Linked DNA regions of Homo sapiens: region 1 is linked to region 2. Evidence: chromatin contacts called from ENCODE Hi-C data. All regions are on one chromosome and are shown on one strand. Each heading gives the region's core, a stretch centred on a gene start or an enhancer-like site at or near the end of the contact. The rest is flanking DNA. Distances are from core to core; before and after follow the strand shown. Region 1 holds the start of MICALL2 (MICAL like 2). Region 2 holds the start of CHLSN-AS1 (CHLSN antisense RNA 1).

Region 1 (6,684 bases), core at 2,087-4,586, 390 kb before region 2:
AGCGGCAGGGTGGGGAGAGTCTTGCTGTGTCACCCAGGCTGGAGTGTAGTGGTGTGATCTCAGCTCACTGCAACCTCCACCTCCCGGATTCAAGCGATTCTCCTGCCTCAGCCTTGCAGGTAGCTGGGACTACAGGCATGTGCCACCATGCCCGGCTAATTTGGTATTTTTAGTAGAGACGGGGTTTCACCATGTTGGCCAGGCCGGTCTCAAACTCCTGACCTTGGGTGATCGTCTCAACTCAGCCTCCCAAAATGCTGGAATTACAGGCATGAGCCACCACCCCTGGCCCAGAGCCACTTTTAAAGGGTGGCTGTAAGTATCAAATGACAATGTAGGCATGGAAATTGGTGGGAGAAGTTGGAGTAGGGGCCTAGCCGGGCCCTGCTGCCTGCACCCCTTCCTCCCGCAGCCCCTGCACCTCCTCCCAGTCCCCTGCACCAGCGACACCAGCCTATCTTCGAGTCTTCCTTCCTGCCGCAGGGCCTTTACAACTCCTGTTCCCTTTGCCCTTTCCCCTTCCTCTCCAACAAAGTGATTCCTACTTAGCTTAGCCTCCAGGTCTCAGTTCTCGTGGTCCTTCCTAGGGAGGTTCTTGCTCTATCTTCTGTCTCCCTCTCTTCTCCTCTTTCTTTCTCCCCTCTCTTTCTCTCTCTGTCTCTTTCTCCCCTTTTTCTCTCTCTCTGTTAGTCCCAGGCTGAGGTCATCATCATTTCTAAAGGGCCTGAAGTCTGGGCCCCCATCTGAGTCCCCATCCTGGGGCCTGTTGAGCTCACACCGCTCTTACCTGTTCCCCACCCCTGGGTACATCATGCTGCATTTATTGCGTGCCTGGGTGGGTACATCATGCTGCATTTACTGCGTGCCTGGCCGTGGGGTAGCCCTTGGTGGAAGGGGACCATGATGTCACTTTGCAGATGAGGAAACTGAGCCCGAGAGAAGGCAGTTTCCCAGTGAGGCCAGAAGGCAGCGGGTTCCCCGGGTGGAGGCTCTGTGTTGGACGGGGGAGGCGTGTGCAGAGTCCACATGGCAGCCCTGGGGAGCACAGATGGGGACCCTGGGAGCCTTCGGTGGCTCCAAGGGGCTTCAGGGTGGGGGTCTTGGAGGATGAGGAGGAGGGGCGGGTGCTGGGGGCCGGTGCGGGCGCAAAGCTCTGGGGTCAGCGTGGCAGGGTGCGGCCGGGGAGATGCAGCGTGATAAGCCTGCGGAAAGTCTGATAAGCAACCTGGACTTTATTCGAAGGACAGCCTGGGAGGCTCCCGGCAGGGGAAGGGCTTGGTCAGGCCTTCTAGAAAGATCCCTCGGGCTGCTGGGGAGGGTGGACTGTGGTGGCTGGAGGGGCAGGAGGCAGCCCTGTGGGCAGAGGCGGGGGGACAGGTCGTCTGGATGGGAGGGTGGCAGCCGTGGGCAGTGGGGAGAAAGGACCATTTGTTTGGGGGTGTCCTGGCTCCTGGCTTCGGGGACCCTGGAGGGACATGGTGTGTGAGGTGCTGGTGGGCAAACGTCACAAATGCTGCCTCCCAGCTCACTGGTGCCAGAGGGGGGCCGCGCAGGATGGGCCACGGGGTGACCAGTGAGATGGCTTTTTAAGTGTGCAGTGGTAAAAGTTCACGATAAAAGTGAAACCCAGGCCACCTCCCACACCACTCCTTTTAAGGGAGCTGGGCCCTAACGCCTGTCCACCCCTGTGTCCCCCATCCCCCACTAATTCCCCCCGCCCACTGCCCCGCTGCTTCTGCTTCTTGATCTCTCCCTTCTTTTCCAGCTCTTCCGGTTCTCCTAACCGTTGCCCTGGGAGTCAAGAAAACCCGGTGCCAGGACCGGCTCCGGCTGTGCTGGCACGATATCCCCTGACATCCGCAGGTCAGGGACTGTGGCGGAGCAGCGGTTAGGGCCAGCCACATTCCCAGGCCACAAGGGCTCCCTGCCTAGCAGCTGCTTGCATGCCCCTGGTGACGGGGAGCTCACCACCTACACACAGGCCTCACTGACACTTAGGCAGCTGGCCATGAACACTACGGTGTCTCACCAGGGACCAGCCTCAGAAAAGATCTGGAACAGCACCATTGGCTGGGGTTGGAAGACCTCAGTTTCTCCTCCTCCCAAGGGGCACAGAGAAGCTGCCCTGACTCCCTGCCAGGGGCTACTGCGGGAAAACACCTTCCTTCCTGCAGGCCCTGCCCAGACAAGCCCTGGCCCCACAGCCAGGAGGGTAGGCCCCCCTCACATGGCTGGTGTCAGTGATTCCGCCCTCGTCCAGCCCCCGTGGCCACAGACAAGGTTCCCCAAGGATAACGGGGCCAGGGGCCAGTCTGGGATAATTTAGGGCCCCAGCAGAGGGACTTTCCTTATTTCTTCTGTCACAGCTCAAAGTGGAAAATTGGAACTACCCTGCAAGTCAGCCTGAGGAATCTCCTGCCCCAGGAACAGATCCTGCCCACAGGCCCCCAGAAGAAAAGCACAGGCCAGCTGTGCAACTCCGGCTCCACGGCCCCCTTCCTGGCCTCAGTTTCTCCTCTGGCAATGCCCAGGCCTCACCTCTGCCTTGCCTGGAACCCCCGCTGGCATGTAGCGGCCTGGAAAGAGAAACCAGATGCGGACGTCCTTTGAAACCCTGAAACACAAGGCGCCTCCTGCTCCCCGGGAGGCCGGGCTGCCGAGGGCTGAGGCCCTAGACAGGGCAGGGTGTTCGAGCCTCAGTGTCCCCGTTTGTCAACGGCCTTTCCTGCCTCTTCTCCATGGCGGTGGGGTGAGATGGTGGTGGGAGGTGGGGCGGCGAAAAAGAAAATTCCAGGTCTCCGCAGGGGTCCAGAATGGCAGGACCCCCAAGCAGACCGCGCCCCTTCACCGGTTGGGGGTCTCGGCCCTCAGCGGCGGGGCGGGGCCTGGGGAGGGGCCAGGCGGCGTGGGGCGGGGCCTGTCGGGCGGGACCTGACAGCGTGGGGGCGGGACTTACCAGGAGGCGGGACGTGCCTAGGGCGCGAGCCCGTACTGGGGCCGGGCGGCGTGGGGCGGGGCCTCTCGGGAGGCAAAACCTGGAGGCTGGGGGCGGGGCCTGTCCGGAGTCGGGGCCTGCCTGGAGCGGGAGCCTGTGCCGGGGCCAGGAGGCGTGGGAACGGGGCCTATCAGGAGGCAGGACCCGGCGGCTGGGGGCGGGGCCTGTCGGGAGGTGGGGCCTGCCTGGGCGGGAGCCTATGCCGGGGCTGGGAGGTGTGAGGACGGGGCCTATCCGGAGGCAGGACTTGGCGGCTGGGGGCGGGGCCTACAAGGAGGCGGGGCCGGCGGGGGCGGGGCCGGGCTCGGCTTCTCTTAGGGACCCGGCACTCGTCGCCCTCAGTCCGGCTCAGCTGGGGCTGGGCGCCGTGGGTCTGGCGGTTCCGTAGCGGTCCCAGCGTCTGTCCCGCCGGCCGGGCGGTCGCGGCACAGCCGCGGGAAGGTGTCGGAGGGCGGTTCCGCCGCGCGGCGGGCGCGCCGCCCACATGGCGGCCATCAGGGCGCTGCAACAGTGGTGCCGGCAGCAGTGCGAGGGCTACCGCGACGTGAATATCTGCAACATGACCACGTCGTTCCGCGACGGCCTGGCTTTCTGCGCCATCCTGCACCGCCACCGGCCCGACCTCATGTAAGTCCTGCCTGGCGCCCTTTGATTCTTCTGCTGTTCGGCTGCGCGCTGACACGGGCGGGGAAACTGAGGCCCGGGCGGCTGGGGGATGGGGAGCCGAGGCGTGGGACTGGGCAGGCACAGCCCACCGTGCAGCCCCCCGAGGCTGTCCTCAGTGGCCTCAGTGTGCCCGGACACCGAATGCAGCTGGGCCAGAGCCATGGCATCCCCCGCCCGCCGGCTGAGTCAGACGTGACTCAGGGCGGCTCCTGGGCCCTGGCTTCAGTCCAGTCCCCCTCTGTGTCCCTGGGAAAGGCCAGCAGAGCTGCCTCTTTGGGCCCTCCGAGGCTCTCACTGCCCAGGGGCCTGGCCACCAGATGGGGTCCCTGGATAGCCCTCGTATGGGCACTGACCCTCCCCCAGCCTGTTCAGGCCCCTGGGGGGATGTGGCCAGGGCCACTGTGGGGGAGCGGCCAGTGCAGGGCAGGAAGCCCCCAGACCCCAGGTGCTGCTGCCAGCCGGGCCTCTGAGGCCCCGGGTGATAGGGCCCGAGATGGAGAACAGCCCCCATCTCTGGGAGCAGCAGGAGGTGGCAGGGGTTGAGGACTAGGCTGTCTCTCCCCAGGAGGGTCTTGGCGTGTGTAGCTGGGCAGCTGGCCCTGCCCGTTGCTGAATCTTGGCCCGAGCCTGGACCTGCTCCATTGTTTATTCACTCAGCAAACGCTCTTTGGCTAAATGACTGGGACCAGGCTTGCTGGGACAGAGATCTGTGTGTCGGGGCTGGGGGCCAGACGCTCAGGAAGGGGGGCCCTCAACGGCCACCTGCAGCCCAGGCACCTTCTGGGCAAAGCGTTCTCCTGAGTGTGTTTTTGGTGGGAAGGTCTCGGGGTTGGGAGGAGCCACAGGCAGCACCTGGGGCCTCTGTCAGGCCGCAGCTGTGCAGACCAGAGAACCGAGGCTAAGAGGAGGGGTCCTTGCTCAGGTCACACAGCCCCAGCCCGTTGCGCAGATCCGGGGCTCCTCCCCTGTGCCCCTGGACACTGTCCTGCCAGTCCCACTCTCTGCAGGAAGCTGGGGTCTTGAGCAACAGCCTCGGCCCCTGCTCTGAGGTTGTGACATGCATTCGTGGAGCCACCAGGGGCTTCCATTTGGCGTTTGGGCAGCAGCCGCTCTCCCTCGCCAGGAACGTGCCTCTGTTGCCCTTGCAGGCAGAAGATGCTGGGCACAAGGTGCGTGCTTCCACATGGAAAGCCTGACGCTGAGCTTTGAAGGAGAGGGCCAGGGACCTGGAGACTGGGAGAAGGACCCGGAATGGGGAGGAAGGCAGGCGAGACCCCACCCCCGGGGCTGCAGGGTCCTGGATGAGGCTGGCTGGTGGCTGAGCCCAGGCATCCAAGCTGGGGCCAGCCCGAAAAGCCTCTGGGGTGGGGAGAGGCGTTGCCACCGGCTGCTGGCCACCAGCTTCATGGATCACTGGTGTCGCCGGAGATTTGGGGCCCTCTGGTCCTGGGGAGCTTCTCTGTACTCCCTGCCGGCTCAGACGTGCCTGTGGGCAGTGCCCAGGGTGAGCACAGGTGCATGTGCATGCACTGGCACGGTGGTCGCTGTGTATCTCCTCAGTGCACTGACAGTTATTGAGTACCTGCTGTGTACCCAGCACTGAGTCCTGTGCCAGTTCCCCTCAGCCTCCAGATGCAGGGAGCAATGTTCCGGTCACAGAGACAGACAGGGAACAGGTAAATGAATAAAAGCCCAGGGTGGCTCCAGAGAGTGCAGAGGCCAGAACAGGAAGGAGGCGGGAGAGAGAGGAGGCCCTCTGCCCCCAGCTCCGGTGGGTGTGGAGTTACCCAAGCTGTGGCTGACTTGGTTCTGTCCCCACTGGACTGTCAGCTCCAGAGGGTGGGGGCTCTGTTTTGTTCACTGCTGCACCCCTGGTGCCTGGAACTGGGCTCGGTAGATACCAGCACATGGTTGGAGTTCTGCAGATAAGGGCCTTTCAGTTGGGGTTCAGTAGATATGGTAGGAGCTTAGTAGGTGCCCACGTGCAGAAGGACAGAGGAGAAGGCCATGTGCCCTTGGAGGCAGAGATCAGAGAGGTGCAGCCACAAGCCAAGGGTGTCCTGGGCTGGAAGAGGCAGGAAGGACCCTCCCCGAGAACCTCCTTAGGCAGCAAGGCCCAGCCCACACCTTGATGTCGGAGTCCGGCCTCCAGAGCCGTGAGAAAACAAATTCCTGGTGTTTTAAGCCCCAGAGTTTGTGGCAATTTGTTACGGCAGTAGGAAGAAGCTAGTACAGGCTTCCATGGGTGTTGGGGCGTGGGGGCCTCTGTAGACCCTGGCTGATGGAAAACCCGGAGTGTCATGGGGGTCGGGTGTGCACCAGGGTGTGGGGACATGCGCTTGTATGGGTGCCTGGGCCCTTTGCTTTTATTCCAGAGTTGGAGTCTCGCTCTGTCGCCCAGGCTGGAGTGCAGTGGCACCGTCTTAGCTCACTGCATTCTTGAACACCTGGACTCAAGCAATCCTCCCACCTCAACCTCCCGAGTAGCTGGGACCATGCCTGGCTAATTTTCTTATTTTTAATTTAATTTTATCTATTTATTTATTTATTTATTTATTTGAGACAGAGTCTAGCTCTGTCGCCCAGGCTGGAGTGCAGTGGTGCGATCTCAGCTCACTGCAACCTCCGCCTCCCAGGTTCAAGTGATCCTCCTGCCTCAGCCTCCCAAGTAGCTGGGGTTAAAGGGGTGCACCCCCACACCCAGCCGATTTTCATATTTTTTCTAGAGACGGGGTTTTGCCATGTTGGCCAGGCTGGTGTGTAACTCCTGACCTCAAGTGATCCATCTGCCCTCTTCAGCCTCCCAAAGTTCTGGGGTTATGGGCGCGAGCCACTGCGTCTGGCCTGTGTCTGGCTACTTTCACTCAGCATATTGTTTCTTTTTTAAATTGAGATGGGTTCTGGCTATATTGCCCAGGCTGGTCTTGAACTCCTGGCCTCAAGTAATCCTCCTGCCTCAGCCTCCCGAAGCGCTGGGATTACAGATGTGAGCCGCCGCGCCTGGCCCCTGGCTCTTTGGACGT
Region 2 (7,436 bases), core at 2,946-5,445:
TGGCGGCTGGGAAGAGGCGCTCCTCACTTCCTAGATGGGATGGCGGCCGGGTGGAGACGCTCCTCACTTTCCAGACTGGGCAGCCAGGCAGAGGGGCTCCTCACATCCCAGACGATGGGCGGCCAGGCAGAGACACTCCTCACTTCCCAGACGGGGTGGCGGCCGGGCAGAGGCTGCAATCTCGGCACTTTGGGAGGCCAAGGCAGGCGGCTGGGAGGTGTAGGTTGTAGTGAGCCGAGATCACGCCACTGCACTCCAGCCTGGGCACCATTGAGCACTGAGTGAACGAGACTCCGTCTGCAATCCCGGCACCTCGGGAGGCCAAGGTTGGCGGATCACTCGCGGTTAGGGGCTGGAGACCGGCCCGGCCAACACAGCGAAACCCGGTCTCCACCAAAACCAGTCAGGCGTGGCGGCGCGTGCCTGCAATCGCAGGCACTCGGCAGGCTGAGGCAGGAGAATCAGGCAGGGAGGTTGCAGTGAGCCGAGATGGCAGCAGTACAGTCCAGCTTCGGCTCCGCATGAGAGGGAGACCGTGGGGAGAGGGGAGAGGGGAGAGGGGAGAGGGGAGAGGGAGAGCTATTTATTGTTTTTTGAGACGGAGTTTCGCTCTGTCGCCCAGGCTGGAGTGCAGTGGCGCAATCTTGGCTCACCGCAACCTCTGCCTCCCAGGTTCAAGCGATTCTCCTGCCTCAGCCTTCTTCGTAGCTGGGATTACAGGCATGTGCCACCACGCCCAGCTAATTTTGTATTTTTAGTACAGACGGGGTTTCTCCATGTGGTAAAGCTGGTCTCGAACTCCAGACCTCAGGTGATCCGCCCGCCTCGGCCTCCCAAAGTGCTGGGATTACAGGCATGAGCCACCGCGCCCGGCCTAAACGTGAGACTTTTAATGACGGTCTTGCAAGATCGGGTGTCTGGTGGGCAGGCACACCCAGCACGGTCACAACAAGCCATTTATCCCCCAGTACGCAGGCCCCTCCCCCGGTTCCTCACAGGCTGAGTACTCTGGGGTCACAGTCTTCCCGGACATCACCTATTGGTTGTCGGGCAGGGGCTGTAGGTGTTTTTTTAGGGTTGTCCTGCTGCATTTTGTTGCAGCCCACAATGCGTTGCAATCCTAGTCAGCTCAGGGGCTTTTCAGGTATTTGACTTATGACCTAAGTAGCTGGGCAGACTGATAAGAACAGACAAAACAAGCTATGTTGCAGACGAGTAAAACTTTCGTCATAGACTAAAAGTTTTTGGGTCAGGTGAAGGCAACTAAGCGTTGGGGGGAAGACTGGGGATGGGGAGGCCGACAAGCAGGCATCGGCAACCCAGGCAGGGGCCTGGTCTTCTGTAGCTTGCTGACCTAAGCAAGCAAGACACTGTGTCTTGGAAGTGGACCACTGTGTACATTATTTCCTTCACTGAGAACTGATTTTGCAAAGCCGAGTTTGTGTGACTGTGGAGGGCGAGTGTCCACACCAGGCAGCGTCCAACTCAGCGCTGTTTCTCAGACTGATGTCCCGGGGACAGTCACAGACCCCCGGGGCTGTCCTGCTCCCTGCCGGGTGGCAGTGACCATGGGGATGTGCATGAGGGCTCTAGGTCTGAGGGGTGGTTTGTCCAAGGTCATGGTCAGAGCCAGGACTGACACCTGGGTTCCAGCCTCCGTGCCAGGGGTGTGGCGTGAGCACCACGAGGGGAAACTGGGGACATGTGACACACTGCAGCGCTGAGGGGCCCTGTTCTGAGGAGCCAGTGGAGACCTGAGGACAAAGCATCCGTGTCTCAAGGCTTTGCCCTCTGCTAAGGTGGGCACTGCAGGGACCCCTGAGCTCCACAGAGAAGCGGACCTTACTGGGAGAGGAGCCTGGTGCGCAGGACCGTTGCTGGGGCCGCAGCGTGTGCTGCAGCGTCCAAACGCAGCTCTGGGTTTGTGACTGAGCATGGCGGTGATTCTGCCAGAGGCGGGAAGCCTCCCTGGTGTGCACTCCAGCCTGTGTGAAAACTGTGCCCCAAACCCTCACCTCTGGGGTGCACTCCAGCCTGTGTGAAGACTGTGCCCCAAACCCTCACCTCTGGGGTGCACTCCAGCCTGTGTGAAGACTGTGCCCCAAACCCTCACCTCTGGGGTGCACTCCAGCCTGTGTGAAGACTGTGCCCCAAACCCTCACCTCTGGGATGCACTCCAGCCTGTGTGAAGACTGTGCCCCAAACCCTCACCTCTGGGTGTATTCCAGCCTCCAACAGACTGTGCCCCAAACCCGCACCTCTGGATGTACTCCAGCCTCCACCAACAGACTGTGCCCCAAACCCTCACCTCTGGGGTGCACTCCAGCCTGTGTGAAGACTGTGCCCCAAACCCTCACCTCTGGGGTGCACTGCAGCCTGTGTGAAGACTGTGCCCCAAACCCTCACCTCTGGGTGTATTCCAGCCTCCAACAGACTGTGCCCCAAACCCGCACCTCTGGATGTACTCCAGCCTCCACCAACAGACTGTGCCCCAAACCCTCACCTCTGGGGTGCACTCCAGCCTGTGTGAAGACTGTGCCCCAAACCCTCACCTCTGGGGTGCACTGCAGCCTGTGTGAAAACTGTGCCCCAAACCCTCACCTCTGGGTGTATTCCAGCCTCCAACAGACTGTGCCCCAAACCCGCACCTCTGGGTGTACTCCAGCCTCCACCAACAGACTGTGCCCCAAACCCTCACTTCTGGGGTGCACTCCAGCCTGTGTGAAGATTGTGCCCCAAACCCTCACCTCTGGGTGCACTCCAGCCTCCACCAACAGACTGTGCCCCAAACCCACACCTCTGGGGTGTACTCCTGCCTCCGCCAACAGACTGTGCCCCAAACCCTCACCTCTGGGATGTACTCCAGCTTCTGCCAATAGACTGCCCCAAATCCTCACCTCTGGGGTGTACTCCAGCCTCCGCCAACAGACTGTGCCCCAAACCCTCACCTCTGGGTGCACTCCAGCCTCCGCCAACAGACTGTGCCCCAAACCCTCACCTCTGGGTGCACTCCAGCCTCCGCCAACAGACTGTGCCCCAAACCCTCACCTCTGGGGTGTACTCCTGCCTCCGCCAACAGACTGTGCCCCAAACCCTCACCTCTGGGGTGCACTCCAGCCTTTGTGAAGATTGTGCCCCGAACCCTCTCCTTTGGGGCATGTGGGGCCTTCCCTCGTGCCGGGCTGGAGGCTCAGGCTTAGGGATGGGCATCGGCCTCCCCAGCAGGCCCCTGGCAGACAGCTGGGGACGCAGTACCAAGGGTCTGGGGCTGGTGGTCTGGGAGCCTCTGGGCATCCCGTGGACAGACAGGTAGGAGGGCAGGTAGGTAGAGGGCAGGTAGAACCCCTCGTCCCCCCTTCTCTCCTCCAGCTTTTTCCACGTTGAGGTCTGGTCCTGGACTTCCCAACTTACTGGAAGGAATGGCCCGGGATCCTGGGACAGTTTGTAGGGAAGGGAAAGGCTGTTGAGCAGGGCCCCCCGCCGGGAAACAGGCAGTATCCTCCGCTCCCCTGTCCCTCAGCATGGCCCGGAGCTGGCATCTGTGGGCCACGATGGGCCCCAATTAGCCTGGCCCCAAATCTGCTAGGCGGCGTCCAGGCGGCGTGGGGGTCCCGTAGGAGCCCCGCCGGATGCGCAGACACCTACGGCCGCACCGTTGCTGCGTTTGTCGGTATTTTTCCCATTCCGGTCCCCTTCTGTGGGCCTGGGGAAATTCTGGGGGAGGGTGGGCTTTCTGGGCCGGGACCCCGCAGCGCCATGGAGCTTGTCCAGGAACAGAACCGGCGCATTCTCCTTGTCCTCCAGCCGCCGGCTGCCGGCGAAAGCCGTGGCGGGAACTCACCGAGTCGTGTCGGCCCCATGCCGCCTATTGAGAGGCATCCGTGCCGGCCGCGCAGGGCTCCCTCTGGTCCAGGCGCTCTGGTCCTCGGCGGGGCCCCTGCTCTCCTGGTGGGGCCCTGAAAGTGACGGCACCCCGACGGCCACTGGAGGGAGCTCCAGAACCGAGCCTGCCCTTGAGGCCGGAAACCGCGGCTGGCCCTGGAGCTGCCTTTGGATCGCGGAGTATTAAAAGTGCCCGCACTTGAAATCTTACTGCGTGTCCTGAAGAGAGCCCTGTCCCTTTCCCATGAGATGCTGAGCCGTGATCTGTACTCGGGAAGCACACAGATCTCCTGTCTCCACCCTGGCGTGTTCTGACAGGTGCAGCCGCTGTGTCACCAGCACCCCGGCAAGGGAGACCGCCTCCGTCGCCCCTCCCTGGCCCACGCCCTCCCAGACCCGGCCCTCGTCGCCGCTGTGTCGCTGGTGAGGTGGGTTCCCTGCTCTGGAGCTGCTGAAGAGGCTCCAGTACTTTGCACGTGCTCACATCTAGCTGTGTCCCCGCAGCTGCATGTTTTGTGAGGTTCACCCTGTTGCCGCGCCTGTCCCCGGTGGGTCCATTTCGCTGACGAGTAGCATTCCTTCGATGCGCAGGCCACATCTGTTTATCTGTCCACCTGTTGATGTGCAGTTGGGTTGTTTCCAGTGTTGGGCTCTTATGAGCAAAGCTGCCGTGAACATTTGTATACAGGTGCTTGTGTGGACTTCCGTTCCCATTTTTCTTGGGTAAATGTCTGGAATTGGGACAGCGGGGACAGATGTTAACCATGTTTAATTTTGGAAGTGGCTGCCAAGTGGGGTACGTTTTACCTTCCTCCCACCACCTCAGCTGCACACTTAGTGTATGCCAGTTGGCTGGAGCTGGGCAGGAAGCCAGCCTGTCCAGCCTTGGGTCTGGAGAGGGGCCCCAAGGGGTGCCGTGGCCCCTAGAACAGGATGGGGCCATGTTTCCTCCTGCCCAGGGCCTCATCGTTTCTCAGACTGGTGCTGGGAAGAATCTTCGTGCCCCAAGGGGCTCTGCAGAAAGCGTCCTGTGATGATTAGGGTTGGACAGCGGGGAACGCTGTCTTTTCTCTTTAGAAGCCTTAGTGTGTGTGGCACAGCTCAGATGTCCTGCAGAAAAGAATCGGATGCTGCTCGCTTGACCCGGCGTTTCCCACCCTCCCTCCTGGGGCCTTCTGTGCGCCCTGAGTGTGGGGTGGGCTGGGGCTTCTGGAGCCCTGGAGCCTGGCAGCAGGGGCTGCTCACTGCTGTGGGACCCTCTGGGCTTCAGTCTCCCTCGTGTCCATGGGGCGTCCCCCAGGGTCCCTGCTGGCCCCACATCCGACAGTCTGGGGCCAGGTGACTCGGCCGAGGGAGGAGTCCCTGCACCACGCTAGTTTGGGTGGATGCAGGGCTGGCTCTGGAGACTCAGCCTTTGTCTGCCGGTGCCTTTCAGGGTGACACTTGAGCTTTGAGCTTCGGTTCTCCTGTGTGAGGTCAGCTCGGGATTCCCTCCCTTCCTCTCAGGAGTCAGGGTGTTGCGTTTAGGCGCTGTGGGAAGCTCAGGGTCAGGGTCTGGAACCTGTCAGTGCCCCTGCTCCCCACCGCTGTTCCTTCTGCCCTCACCTTCCATGTCTCCTGCTGGGGGCAGCCTCCCTGCACAGCGTCTCCTCAGAGTCCCTGGAGCAAGGTAAGCCTTGTCTCCCTACAGAGCCACCATCTGCTTCCAAGAGTGGAGCCATCGTGCGTCTTTCCGGGGCCTGTTCTGTGGCTGCTAAGGGCCTGGTCTCCCCATCTTCACGTCACAGCCCATCAGGACCCGGCGCTGTGTCGGGTCTCCTACCCTGCAGCCGACGCGTGTGAAGCCTCTTCCGGTCACGGTGTTCCCGGGGAGGAGACAGACGTGTGTGTTTGTGTGTGTGCATGCGTGCTTGCATATGTGTGCATGCTTGCACGCATGTATGTGTGTGTGTATGCTGCCTGAGGCACACACATCTGTCTAAAGTTCGAGATGTTGAAGTGACTCCCTCCCCTCAGAGGCTGCCAGTTTTGAGTGTGGCTAGTCCCCCTGCCCCCCACCTCTGCAGAGGGAAGAACAGGCTGTTTCTGAGGGGTCTTCCATCTTCCAGGTGGGGACTTGCGGAGCTCTGACTTCTCTGTGGTGTGGTAGAGCTCGCCCTTCTGTGGAAAGAGAACAGCACAGGTACAGGGGTACAGTTAGATTAAGGAGCCGTGGCAAGGGCCCACATTCAGATCAAACCAGGAAGGACCTTACATCACTTAGAAACGTGGGCAGAATCCCTAAAGAGGCGCTTCTTTGGAGAGGCCAAGACGTCATTAAGATGGGAAATGCCTTAATCCTCCCCTGGCTTGGCACAAAATACCAGAGACACATGGCACCAAGGGCAGGTGAGGACGTGAGACCACACTTGGTGAGCGTGCGCGGCTGAGGCTGTGTCTGCCCGAGGAGTGCCCCACGCAGGGGCCCATGGTGGGCGCTGGGAGACACGGCAGAACAGCGCCGCTTCGTGCACGAACGCCTGAAGTTGGAAACAGTCCCCATGTTTGTCAGCAGCAGAGTGGACCAGTGAATTGTAGTGCCTGGAACCCGTAGGACACGGGACACGGGAAAATGACGCACACCCCAGGAGCAGCACAGGGAGCCCGTTTCTCAGGAGCACCCGATCAGTCACAGAGTGAGGAAGAGAGCCAAGGCAGTGAGCAGAGGGAAAGCCAGGGGCTTGCTTATGTTGCCAGACCGGCTGCCAGCCCCTGCCCAGTCCTTGTCCCAGCCTCAGGACACCTCCCATCTGTACCCAAAGATTTGCTGTTTGGGGACAGCGTCGCGTGGAAGCCCCAGATGTGGCCGGGGTCAGCTGGCAGTGTCAGAGCTGTGTTCATCTTGTGGTCCCCCAGCGAGTCAAGGTGGCTGAGCAGGATGGGGCGTGGGTCTGTGAGCGATGCCAGAAGACACAGGATGGAGGAGCCCAGAGAGAACGGAGGGGGCAGGTCAGATGCACTCACACGCTCAGGCTTGGCAAAGCCAGGCAGGCCCAGAGCGATTCTGTAAGGGTTAGGGTTCAGATGAGGGTGTTGAGGGTTAGGGTTAGGGTGGTTAGGGGGTTAGGAATAGGGTGTTTAGGTGAGGTTTAAGTTGGTTAGAGTTAGGGGTTAGGGGTAGGAGTAGGGGTACATGTGAAATGGGCATGTTCACGTTATGCTTCCTGCCTAGATTCTCTGCTCTTCCTTCACTTCCCAACCTGACGGAGTGCGGACCGTGCGCACCGCCATACAGCTCTTGCCAGGCTGCCCTGTGCAGCAGGGCGGAGGCAGGAACGTGTGCTCTCACTTCTGCCGGAATCCTTGGGAGGGCTGCAGGATACCCCAACACCTCAGTTCCATCCTCAGGGCCACAGAAGCCCTCAGGGGTGTAGTCAATGGTGACTTTATTCTTATTTTTCTGGGAGGAGTAACGCCTGTGTGGGGCAGGCCTGCTCCTTCAGCCCGCGTGGCTTACTCCTTCGCCAGCAGCCAAGGTACTCCCTCTGCTACCGTTTGAGACGTGTGGAGACATG

The links. Hi-C counts contacts between places; a loop is a spot of excess contacts on that map. Pooled maps may share reads with other maps.
Region 1: a loop to region 2 is called in a pooled map, with 4 times the contacts of the local background. The contact joins the promoter of MICALL2 here to the promoter of CHLSN-AS1 in region 2. A Hi-C loop is called at or near these places in 1 of 168 maps with a recorded cell type or tissue (Right ventricle myocardium inferior), 1 of 37 single-sample maps with no recorded cell type and 3 of 50 pooled maps.

Annotation. Positions count from the first base shown.
Region 1 is chr7:1,456,122-1,462,805 of GRCh38, reverse strand. It overlaps MICALL2 (MICAL like 2), which reads left to right and starts at 3,336. Exons shown (of 17, transcript NM_182924.4): 1 at 3,336-3,622. The coding sequence starts at 3,480. It overlaps MICALL2-DT (MICALL2 divergent transcript), which reads right to left and starts at 2,887. Exons shown (of 2, transcript XR_001745046.2): 1 at 2,539-2,887. RefSeq lists enhancers at 1,579-1,873, 1,410-1,961, 1,962-2,513, 3,937-4,659, 4,660-5,382 and a silencer at 2,844-3,563.
Region 2 is chr7:1,062,490-1,069,925 of GRCh38, reverse strand. It overlaps CHLSN-AS1 (CHLSN antisense RNA 1), which reads right to left and starts at 4,195. Exons shown (of 3, transcript NR_187853.1): 1 at 3,842-4,195. All of the region lies in intron 2 of CHLSN (cholesin), which reads left to right. RefSeq lists enhancers at 1-127, 4,053-4,222, 7,353-7,436 and a silencer at 5,279-5,573.